3 separate regions of the Homo sapiens genome follow, and all the other regions are linked to region 2. Evidence: chromatin contacts called from ENCODE Hi-C or POLR2A ChIA-PET data. All regions are on one chromosome and are shown on one strand. The core of a region is the stretch at or near the end of the contact, and the rest is flanking DNA. Distances in the headings are between cores, read along the strand shown. Region 1 holds the start of ILKAP (ILK associated serine/threonine phosphatase). Region 2 overlaps LRRFIP1 (LRR binding FLII interacting protein 1). Region 3 has its middle 69 kb from the start of COPS8.

Evidence for each region. Hi-C counts contacts between places; a loop is a spot of excess contacts on that map. ChIA-PET counts read pairs that join two places held with the same protein, here RNA polymerase II (POLR2A). Pooled maps may share reads with other maps.
Region 1: a loop to region 2 is called in a map of CD4-positive, alpha-beta memory T cell, with 6 times the contacts of the local background. The contact joins the promoter of ILKAP here to the enhancer-like site in region 2. A Hi-C loop is called at or near these places in 1 of 168 maps with a recorded cell type or tissue (CD4-positive, alpha-beta memory T cell), 1 of 37 single-sample maps with no recorded cell type and 10 of 50 pooled maps. POLR2A ChIA-PET finds 5 or more read pairs at or near these places in 2 of 52 experiments (BJ and CD8-positive, alpha-beta memory T cell).
Region 3: a loop to region 2 is called in a map of OCI-LY7, with 2.9 times the contacts of the local background. The contact joins two enhancer-like sites. A Hi-C loop is called at or near these places in 1 of 168 maps with a recorded cell type or tissue (OCI-LY7) and 7 of 50 pooled maps. POLR2A ChIA-PET finds 5 or more read pairs at or near these places in 1 of 52 experiments (Panc1).

The regions. Positions count from the first base shown.
Region 1 is chr2:238,201,633-238,205,429 of GRCh38, reverse strand. It overlaps ILKAP (ILK associated serine/threonine phosphatase), which reads left to right and starts at 1,735. Exons shown (of 12, transcript NM_030768.3): 1 at 1,735-1,931. The coding sequence starts at 1,877. RefSeq lists enhancers at 854-1,726, 2,689-2,748 and silencers at 1,539-2,108, 2,229-2,318.
Region 2 is chr2:237,667,511-237,671,454 of GRCh38, reverse strand. All of the region lies in intron 1 of LRRFIP1 (LRR binding FLII interacting protein 1), which reads right to left. Among named protein-coding and RNA genes, the nearest start is that of LRRFIP1, 42 kb to the right of the region's middle. Within about 2 kb of position 1,719, at least 19 of the 41 ENCODE cell types and tissues checked have a DNase peak (open chromatin) inside an H3K27ac peak, as active enhancers do; they include OCI-LY7, where a contact is called at or near this core.
Region 3 is chr2:237,153,478-237,157,183 of GRCh38, reverse strand. No RefSeq gene overlaps it. Among named protein-coding and RNA genes, the nearest start is that of COPS8, 69 kb to the right of the region's middle. RefSeq lists an enhancer at 611-1,145. Within about 2 kb of position 2,071, at least 17 of the 41 ENCODE cell types and tissues checked have a DNase peak (open chromatin) inside an H3K27ac peak, as active enhancers do; they include OCI-LY7, where a contact is called at or near this core.

The DNA of each region.
Region 1 (3,797 bases), core at 486-2,985, 530 kb before region 2:
TCTGAAACCAAAGAACTCTCTGCTCACTCCCCCAGCAGGAAGTAGCCAGAAAAAATGCGCTGCCCCTTGTCCTTTTCATAACTATAGAGACTGGATTGATAGAGCAGGAGCATTGCCATCTTGGACAAACACCACCTTTCTAAGTTCCCCTTGATTAAAAAACCACCTAAATCCTACCCCAAAACATCAGCCTAACGGCTAATGTCAGCATAACCAGAAATATTCCAACCCTAAGATAAACCTCTCTTCAACCAGAAACATGCTAACCCTGAAATAACCTCTCCTCCAATAGCCTCCCCTCCGACCAGAGACATTCCAACCCTGCAATAAACGTTCCCCCACTTCCAAAACCCTTAAATATCCTTAGTCTGTAAGAGAGAATGCTTAGTCTGTAAGAGAGAGCGCTCCTGATCGAAATTGGCCAGAATCCCCTCTCAGGTTTATTCTCTGAAATAAACCTTTTAATGTTGAGCCGCTTTTTGTATTTATTTCCTCTTTCTTTAACGGTTACAAGCATTGTTACTTGAGTGTTTCTGCTGTAATGGAGGAGGCAGCATGAATATCTCAAACGGTTGCTAGTGAGAAGCCACGCAGATGAGAGGCATGAAGCCTTGTTGGGCTCCCTCCATGTCCTACAGCCAGAGAGCGTCAGAAATACATCTGCCCCAGAATGAACTGGGCTGAAAACTCTTTGCATGGAGGGAGACCACATAACCTGGGGAACTTGGGTAAACGATGTTGGAACGGAGGTGTAAGATTTGGGTTTGTGTTAGTTGATTTGGGGAAACATTTATGGAAACGGGCCTTTGCTCCGGATTGGATGTCAGGAAGAGGAGGATTCCATGATTGGATATCTTGATGAAGCTTATCTAGACGGCAGGAGGACGAGACAAAGGCTAAACATGTAATGGTAAAGAAGCAGCAATCACTCTTATTGGCCAAGACGAGGGGAATGTGGTCACTTTTGTGGCTTGGACAGTGTTCCTGTTTTGTCTGTGTTCACACTTGATTACACAGTGGTCTGTTTTTTTCTCTTGATCTGTATCACGGCCTGATGTTGGTGTTTTATGAAATTGTTCACATTCAAAGAGAACACCCAGGCCTAGCTGTTTGTGCCAGACCAACCCCAAGTCCTGGCTGCAGAACCAGGCCAGCTCCCCGATGTCAGTGGCCGCCTTTCTCTTTACAGGCATGGAGGGGGACACCATTAAGGAGGAGCCCCTCTTCTCCGCTCCCCACAGACACCAGTGGGTGCAGACAAGTCAGGGAATGCCTCCTTTCCCTCCGGCATCTTTTGAGGTTTCCGTCCTGACGCCCAGGGCCGCTCCATCCAAGCCTCGGTTTCTCAGTCTCTAAAACAGGCCAGAAACCAGGCACGCCGTGGTGAAAGGACGAGCCGAAGAGATGGCAAGAGCTCCAGAAAGCCTTCCCAGGCATCAGGGGCTGCCCTTGAGCTCAGACGTTTCTCTCTGGACAGGGCTTCTTGGACAGGAACTCAACGAAACTTGACAGAAATCGGACACCCCCAGCCAAGGAAAAGCAGGAGGGGCCCGGGGTTCGCCAAGGCGGGAAACACCGCGGGGCCCAGACGGCGCCGTCCGCCCGGCTCGCAGTCGGGGCGCGGGAGGGGCCCACGCGCATGCGCACCGCCCCGCCCCCAGCCGCCCCGCCCAGCCCGCGCGCAGCCCTCTGGGGCGGCCGGGCCACGCCGCGCGCCGATTGGTGGCGTCCGGGACTCTCCCTGCAGGTGACTGACGGCGCCGGCCGCCCCTGCCCGTCGCCCGCCCGCTGCTGCCGCCCGCCCGGGGTGTGGAGCCCGGCCGCTGCTCGCGGGCTGAGTGTCTGTCGCTGCTGCCGCCTCCACCCAGCCTCCGCCATGGACCTCTTCGGGGACCTGCCGGAGCCCGAGCGCTCGCCGCGCCCGGCTGCCGGTAAGCGGCGTTGCCGCCGGGCCGGCCAGGGAAGGGAGAGCAGGCGGGATGGGGGCGGCCTGAGGCCCGGGGCGGCTGAGGCGGCGCCCGCGCTGGGAGGCGGCGGGCGGCGCGGGCTGCACGGGGCCTGCTCCTGCCTGGCCAGGCCCCGTCCGGCCCACTGGCGGCCCTGTCGGAGGCCCGGTCGCTCGCGGAGCTCGGAGAGGCCGCTCCGCCATTTTCGCTACGCAGGAAGGAAAGGGCCGAGCCGTCGTGGCCACGGCCCCTCTGCGTGGCGGTGAAAGGCGCCGGCGCGACCGCGTGGGCCGACCCGAGGGACCGGCTCTGAACGCCCGGCGGCACCGCGGGCCCCCGCGCCCCGATTCCACCCGCGGCCTGGGCTGCCTTGCGCGTCGCCCGCCCGCGGCTTCCGGGCCGCACTTCACCCGCGGGCTGTGGAACGGCCGCGTTCCGGGCCGGTGCAAGTTCAGGGGCTTGGCGTTTTTATTTGCACTGGAGATTGAATTAATCACCATCTTAATCCTTCGTGTTTTTGAAGCCTGGAAGACAGGATGCCTCCTCTGTCATCCTGTGATTTTGTGATAATTAACAGTAGTTTTTTTTTTTTTTTTCTGGTCCACGGGAAGTTCCCCCTCTCCTTGAAGTTAAGGGGTCCGCTCATCTCCTAAGCGCTGGCCCCTGCCAGTGGGAGTCCCTGTGGGCTGTGGTTTGAGCTCAGCATCCTAGCAGCTTGAAACAGGGCCTGTGTTAATCCCTGCGTCCTGTGGGTTACAGTCTCCGGGTTTCATCTGTCAAAACGCGTGAATATTTCATATGCAAGACTTCCAGCTTGATGTTGTAGTTTAGGGCCTTATTACAAAATTTAACTTGGGGGCAGAAAACCTGGAAAACTTAAGACGTTCAGATTTCCAGGCCCACCTCAGCCCCAGTAAATCCGAATCCCTGAGAGTGGGGTTTCCGAATCTGTTACTAAATCCCCAGGCCAACCCAGCGGGGGCTGGAGACCAGTGGTTTGGGAGCTGCTGTTGTAGGGTAGACGGAGGTGAGTAAGGCCCAGCCTTCGCTTTCTAAGAGCTGCTTTCTGAAGGGTACTAATTACGGTAATTAAAACTGGCAAAAGTTAATGACTGTGGGAAATGCTGAGGACTCTTGAGGAGGGATTGTCGGGCACCGAGAGACTGGGGAAGGAGGCAGTGTTTGAATTGAGCTTCCAAGGATGTTCAGGCTTGTGATTTGCAGTAATTCTGGGCGAGAAAACATTTTATTTTATTTTACTTTTTGAGACGGAGTCTCACTCTTGTCGCCCAGGCTGGAGTGCAATGGTGAGATCTGAGCTCACTGCAACCTCCGGGTTCAAACAATTCTCCTGCCTAGGCCTCCCTACTAGCTGAGATTACAGGCGCCGACCACCACACCCGGCTAATTTTTATATTTTTAGTAGAGACGGGGTTTCACCATGTTGGGTAGGGTGGTCTTGAACTCCTGACCTCAGGTGATCCGCCCGCCTCGGCCTCCCAAATTGCTGGGATTACAGGTGTGAGCCACCGTGCCCTGCCCCCACTGACCGTTCTGATGGTACAGAGCATCTCAGTAACTGGTCCTGGAGTCTTTGAACTTGACTCAGCCATTCATTTTCAAAATAACCACGGTTTTAGCTGTGGGTAAAAATTGGATTTGTGTAGCAGTCTTTTTTCTCTTGTCAATGGAGTATAATTTCTATCTGAATATATTTGGGACAGCATTTGGATTCACCAGTGTGCGTGTAAACCTATGAGTCTTAAAATCTCCATTGCTTTTTACCTGCAATTAATTAGGTTCTGCTCAGGAGCAGGCTCCCTTGACTGACAAAAAACCTGGCAACTCAGA
Region 2 (3,944 bases), core at 470-2,969:
TAAAGTACCCAACCTATAAGCCAGTAAGAGAGCATCTATTCTGTGCCTTCCTGGGTTTCTGATGTGTGACAAGCAAATTAGCATTTGTGGGATCACGGATGTGCTCCGATTTGTTTTCTTAAGTGGAGTTGAAGTGTTTCAGAGCCTTAGCTGGTTTGAAGGCCTCTGGCTCTCAGATCTGTATGGCTGTGGCAGCTTATAACCACTATGGACACTTGTAGGATATGTGTGTAGTGCAGGTTATCACACGAGGGACACAAGTCCATGGGTCACTGCTTGGAAAGGGAACTTCTGGGATCATCAACGGTAATGGTCATTCGAAGCTGAAGGGGTTCCCTTGTTCAAAATCTCTGGACTCTTCATATGCAACAGGCCAGTTCTCCCCAGGGAGAACATAGCGCTCTTCAGATGAAATGCGAGGGATGGAATGGAACTTTCAAAGTAGGGGCTTGGGCTGCCCCACACAGCTGTTAGTGCCAGCAGCCTCTGTCATCTTCACGACCTCCGTGGGACTCCCAGGGAAAATATTTCTAAGTGAGGAGGAGGAGAGGGAGGAGGAGACCCTGCCGCTGAGGATGTTCCAGACGTTCGGAAAATGCCTGGCACGCTTCCATGTGCTTGCTTCTCGTAACGGCCCCACGGGGAGGAACAATCATGCTTTCTAGCTTAGACGCAGAAACTGAGGCAGGCAGGGGACGCAGCCTGCAGAGGTCCCATAGTCCTGAGCCACACAGCCAGAGCTGGGCCCAGGCAGGCAGGACCTGCCATCTGGGAGCGCTGTGACAGACATTCCTTAGACTGCCACCGAGTGCTGGCCCTGCAGGCGCTGTGTTGGGCACTTTCTATGTCTTAGTGCAGGTAAGTCTCAACAGCCTTGCAAAGTCTGTATTATCATCTGCACAGCACCAATGTGGAAACTGAGGCTCGGTGAGGCACGTACTGTAGTTGACACAGCTTCAATTCAGCTCAGCAGACCTCTGGCTCAGCATGATGGGCTGTCGGTGTTGCTGGCTCTGTCCTACCCCACCCCTGGCTTTCACAGAACAAATAAACATTTTCCCCTCCATCTTAAAATCACAGCCAGGAAGGGGCCTCCTAGTACATCTGGCCTAGGGCCGCTGCTCCCCAGCAGACCAATGTCATTATCTCAGGCTTGACCAGTGACCTGCCCAAGGCCACACAGCCAAGGGACACACCGAGGTGTCGGGGCACTGACGTCCCGGTGCAGGACGACCTCCTGTTGATCGACACTGCTTTCTGCCCTGCCAGCTGTGTTCTCATGACAGCAGATAGCTTTATTTGGGACATTTCAGACGTTTTCCTCTCTGCAAAATATCCAGTTGACAAATCATCATGAGAATATGCATTACGTTTTCCTTTCTAAAATTAGAACTATCTCCCACCATTTGTCAAATGCCCAAGAACACAGGAAAACTGACTCTTCCCAGCTGGTTTTCATTAGATGATATGGTGTCTAATATTCAAATCTGTCCAAAGACGGCCCCAATCTTTTGCCAGAAGTTGACTCAAGCTGATTCTCCCAAAAGCAACGTGCGAGGCTCTATGCCACGTGCACACATCCCACATTTGGGCGGAAATGGAGACCGGTCAGGCTTCTGCTACTCAGCCACTGTTTCCTAGGAATGAGCTCATGGAACAGCCGGTCCATGTTTAATGACACCGTTATTTTTACAGGGAGGAGTGTGGTTAAGCATTTACCCGGGGTGGAGGCATCACTGTGGTTCTGCTGAACTCCAGCTTTTAGCACTCACTCCTCTGCTCAACAAACCGTGACGGCCTCAACATCATACAAGAGAAAGCCCGGCAGGAAACTCCGTTTAGGGTTATCAAGCACCTGGTCAGGCATATTTCTTTAAAGACATGAGGAAGATATTCAGTTCCTAATCTAAACTGAAAAAAAATATTTGCAACAACTATGAAAAAGGTTAATAAGCAATCCACAAATCAGCAAGAAAATATCAACACTCACTCTAAGACACGTTTTGACGATTTGAAAAAGAACTTGAGATACCTAAGAATCAGTTAGCTGCCAGTTTTTAGCTGTCAAATTTACAAAGCTGAGATAATCACAGTACTTAATCCTGTGATGAACAAGACACTCTCAGACAACACAAATGCAAGTGTAAACTGATACACCCTTTCAGGAAAGCAAAGCTCCAGGTCCTTAACCGTGTTTGTAGGTTTGGGGTTTAAATTGCACTTCTAATATTCTAATTTAAGGAAATAATTTGAAGTAGAAAAACCTCACTCTTAAAGATGTTCACTGCAATGCTATTCACCGCAGTAAACAAACACAAAAGCCTCAGTGTCCAGCAATACGGAAGTGAGGACGTGATGGTGCATCCTCAAAGCCATATTTTGTGGCCATTAAAACATTTTTACAGAGCATTTGATACAAGAGTTACGCTTATTTCTTTCCTTAAAAAAAGGAGATTTTAAAAATGCGCTATTTAGAGACACATAATTGAGACTATGTTAAAAAAAAGTCACAGATAAAAGAATGGAGAAAAATAAACAAAATGTTAACAGGTATTGTGCTTGGTCAAGTATGAGGCATAATTTTTATTTTCTACTATTGCCTGAATTTTCCTTATTATTTTTCTATAATAAACATGTATTACGTTTAATATAATAAATATTTTCTTTCAGCAACAATTACCCTTGTTGCTGATTTCTTCATTTATTCAACAGAAAGACTTCTTGTAAGCTAAACCTCAGGAAAAATGCTGTGAGGATAATAAGCAGCTAGTGTGAATGTTCCTACCCCAGCCGAGGAAGTCAGGGAGGGCTTCCTGGAGGAGGGGGAACTGAGGCTGGAAGGATGGAAAATGATGGGAAACGCTCTTCAGTAGCTCGGTACAACTGGAGTGTAAGACCCCCATGGGAGAGAGGCAGGAAGGAGGGGGCTAAGAGGCCCCTGGTGCCATCATATGGCTTTAAAATGTATCCCGGAAGCTATGGGAGTCATTAAGGATGGTAAGGCGGGGAACCATAGCATGAGGGTTGTGTTTTCTTTCTCCTTTTGTGAAGATGGTAAGGCAGACTTTATTTCAGGGGGCCATGATGACAGGCACAGGGACAGCTGTGACGGGGCCTTGTCCTGGGGAGAGAGGCTGCTGTTTTCAATCCCAAGGCTGGCATGTCCTAGGATCACTAGGACACCAAGATGAAGATGCAGGTGTGGTGGGGCCAATCTTGGAAGCAGATGGACTGGGAGGCTGCCGAGGTCACTATGTGAGGGGAGGGGCCTCAGCCAGCTTCACGATTTCACCGAGGAGGGGAGGGGAACAAGCTCGGGGGAGCCCCGGCTCAGGCAGCTCTGAGGTGGGGGGATGAGAAATGCAGGAGGAGCAGCTGCTGGCAGGGTGATGAAGAGTGTTGGGGAAAGGGGGGTGTCAAGTTGTCAGGTGGAGTTCAAAAGAAGGGTCTGGGCAGGACATGAGGGCATCCAGGGGTTGTAAAGCCAAATGTGGCTGCAGCTGCTAAAGGGTGTACTGTAAATTGGCATAGGAGAAAGGCGCAAACCTCATGAAAACAAGCAGAGAAGCCCAGGAACCCGGGAGAGGCTGACGGAGCCTGAGTGAATGGTGTTAGGGAAGCTACAGGGCTCGGGGGCTGGGCCAGTCCTGTGCCGGGAACACAACTGCCACTCCACCCTGGTTAGGCCATTTCACGTCAGGATCCCAAATGAATACTATGAAAGCCACACACAGGGAACGGTCAATGAATGAACAAACGTGTGCTCCATGCTTTGACACTGTTGGTGGGAGTGTAAATTAGTTCAACCATTGTGGAAGACAGTGTGGGGATTCCTCAGGGATCTAGAACCAGAAATACCGTTTGACCCACCAATCCCATTACTGGGTATATACCCAAAGGATTATAAATCATTCTACTGTAAAGACATGTGCACACGTATGTTT
Region 3 (3,706 bases), core at 822-3,321, 510 kb after region 2:
TGCCCTGGGCTGAGTGGGCACTTAGCCCTTCTGCTGCGTTCAGCAGTGACAGCACTCGCATCTCTGTGGCCATCGCCACCGGAAGAAGCTGGGACGTGTGCGGCATACGGCCGTTTGGGAACTGCGATCGGTGAGCTGCTGGGGATGCGATGCCTGACGCGACCCCGCTTCAGAGCGTGGACTCCGAGGGCAGAGCCCTGGAAGCTGATGAGCGGCCGGGCCAGAGCTTTGACCTTGCTTCCTTCATGTGTGAAATGGGTCTGCGAGGCGCCCTCTTCTAGGGGCTGTGCTGAGGACCAGGAGTTACTCCGTGTCCCTGATTTGCAGGGACCTTGTCCCCTAAGCTGTGCTCAATCAGCCTTCCTCAGTGTTACCGGCAGCAGGAAAGCTGTCATCTCACTGCGGGCACAGGGAGCCCTTGGACACAGTCTGAGCAACGTCCTGGGGGAAGAGAGGACTGAAAAAACTGAACGTCCAGTGAGAAACTGTTCCCTGGACAGAAATGTGAAAAACAGCGCTGGCAGCACAGCCTGTGACTCACCGGCGTGTGCCCCCACACTGCAGCTGGGCCAGCGCGGGGCCCTCCTGATTCATGTTTTCCGTGGTTATCCGGGGAAATGGAAACCGTCTGGACGCGGCACCCACTCGCACGCCGGCGCTCACGCTGCGCTGATCAGCTTGGAAGTGCGGAAGGGCCTCCTCCCAGCCTCCTCCCCTACCTGCAGCCGCAGACGCTGGAGTGGGGAGGTGGCTGTCTTCACACCCCAGACCCACTGCCCAGGGCATGCTTCCCCGTAGGAAGCAAAACAAAGACCCGGTTCCCTGTCTGTGGGCAGGGGCAGGGGCCACTTTGAGGTCTTTTCTTATTTTTTGTTCCCTTGGGTAGTTCCCTCTGCACACAAACCACCGCGTGCTCTTGATGACTGAGCGCATGCCCTCAGTGAGGCATCCTAGGGCTGATGTGGTAAGGACGGTTAGGAGCCTACTCTAATGACATCTGAATTTCATGAAAGGGGGAGGGAGGGGACATCACAGTGCCGTGCTTGTGAAGTCACTGAGTGTCTTTTATCCTTGGAAAATTGTTCTCTGGGACATGCAGCTGGTTGCTAAAGTTTTCATTTTTCTGTGTCTGCAGATGTGCACAGAAGTTTCCAGTTAAGTTCCAGTTAAGCCCTAACCTGCATTAGGAAAAAAAGAAAAAAAGAATGTGTTTGCATGGCCTACAGAAGTGCTCAGTATGACCTGAAGCCGAATCACAGGCACTTTTCTCATTAGCTCCTGGGGCTGCGTCCCCTGGGCTTGTGTTCTGATCCTCTGGGCCGGCTGTGTGACCTTAGGGAACTTCCTTGCTTCTCTGAGCCTCGGTTTCCTTCATGGTAAAATGGGGAGGGTAATGATGCCTCCTGAGGTTGCTGGAAAGACTGACTGAGACAGTCCTCAGAAAGCACTTCACAGGGGCCAGCCCAGGGTAAAGGCACAGGAAACGCCACCCACCGCTGCAAATCCATTGCTGTTGAGTCCTGGGGGGACTTTCTTGCCTGTGCTGGCTGTGAGGCAGCCTGTGTGCTACCCCCTCCAACAGCCACACAGTGAGTTTTATTTTCGAATTGCATTGCTAATCCCTGAGGGGAAACACAAAGGCTAAGCAATAAGGCAGGTGTGTGAAACTCTCATTGCCATAAGAAACCTCCAGCATTCTCCCCGTCTTTGTGCACAGCCTGAACTGTTCATGTCACACTTCCTGGCTGCACTGTGGGCTTCTGTTCAGCCCCAAGATAGAGTTCCTCATACCTCCCCGCTCTTCTGACTCCTTCAGGCTGGCCCATCCCGAGGAAGGCGACCCTTCTCTTTTGCTTGCCACTTTCTCATGACCTTGAGCAGACAGCCCCTCTTGCTAGGATCCCGCTGTCTGGGTACATGGAGATACTGTGATCTGAGCCAGGGTTCCTGTCTCTCAAATGGCAGATGAGGACTCTGATGGGCATGTCAAGAGGCTGGGGCAGAGTGTGGGTCTGCAAGTCCCATTGCCTGAGGCACCTGTGTGGGGAACAGAAACCCAGGGACACATGATTGGCAGCTAGTGGAGGGAGGATGGAGCTGAGGGACTGATGGGGAGAGGCCAGATGTGAGCGGATATAGGGAGGAGCCAGGACCTGAGGCCAGATGAAGCTGGGAAGACCCAAAGTTTCTGAGAAAGTGGTCAACACCATGCACAGCAGAGAAGTCACAGGAAGAAATTGGAATGAAAATGTGAATTTGCAATTAGGAGGCCATGAAGAAAAGGAGCTTCCGTGTGTGGAATTGTGGGTTGAAAGTCAGAGTCAATAAATAGCAGAAGCAGAGGCAAGAGTGCCCTGCTCCTTCTAGAAATCTGGTGGCAGAGGGAAGGAAGAGAGGTAGCGATTTTAAAATCAGGTGCACTGGCGGGTACCTGTAATCCAAACTATTTGGGAGGCTGAGGCTGGAGGACTGCTTGAGCCCAAGCGTTCGAGTCCAGCTTGGGCAACATAGTGAGACCCCATCTCTTAAAAAAAATAAATAAAAGGTAGTAACTCTGAGTGCAGGGACCAGGGTTTTCTGTTTTGGGTGGTGGGAGACTGAACGTTTTGGAAATTTGGTGGAAAGAACCAGGTGAGAAAGGGGCTAATTGACCCAACATGGTCCAGGGCCAATCCTTTACTTAGGGACTGTTTATAATGATGTGCAGCTGCTCTGAGGACTGGAAAACGCCTGTTTGGCAAAGAGCTTGCCTGTCAGGAGGGGATTTGCCACTGGAAGGGAAAAGGAAATCATATCAATATAGTCTTTTCACGAGACGACCCTTCATGTGGAGACCTTGGCCCTTTAAAGTTTGAAATACATGTCCCCACATCCTTAGCACCTTTTTCTAGCTGCCACAACAGGCCACCTGCAGCCACCTCCCTGTGTTTCAAGGATGCCATCGTGTGGAAGGCGAAGGGAACAGCAAATATAAGACCCCTTTTATTCAAGGCAATTCACTTCTCGAAGACTAACCACACTAACCACCTTGCCTGACATTTGTATGTCTCCAGAGAACTTTCACAATTTTTTTTTCATTTGATCATTACAATAACCCTGTTTTACAGTCCAGTAAACAAACTCAGAGAGGTTAATTGACTTACTGAAGGTCACACAGCAGAGGGAAGGCATGGTCAATTGCCTCACTCCAAGTTCTCTTCTATCTTCACTGGGTCACTCTAGGCAATGTCATTCAACAGATATTCTACAGCCATGTTTTTCCAAATTTGCCCAACCTTTAGCTCTGGAACCCTGTAGACACATTTGCTTGGGTATGTAGACCTGTAGATGAGTATTCCTGAGATAAATTTCACAAGGCAGCACTTACCTGTATCAAATGTGGTGCCTCTGATTATTCTATTATTCTATTCTATCACATTTTTATAAAAATGCTATTTATGATCCATTAAATTGCTCTCATGACCCATTAGCAGTCAAGACCTATGGTTTGAAAGGCTGAATGATGACCCCCCAGCCAATGATGACTACATCCTAATCCCAGAATCTGAATGTCACCTTACATGGAAGAAAGACTTTGCAGATGTGATTAAGTCTCTTGAAATGAAGAGATTGTCCTAGAATATCTAAATGGGCCCTATGTCGTCACAGGGTCCTTATAAAGGGGGAAGCCAGAGGGTCAGAGTCAGAGGGAAAATGGGACCACTGG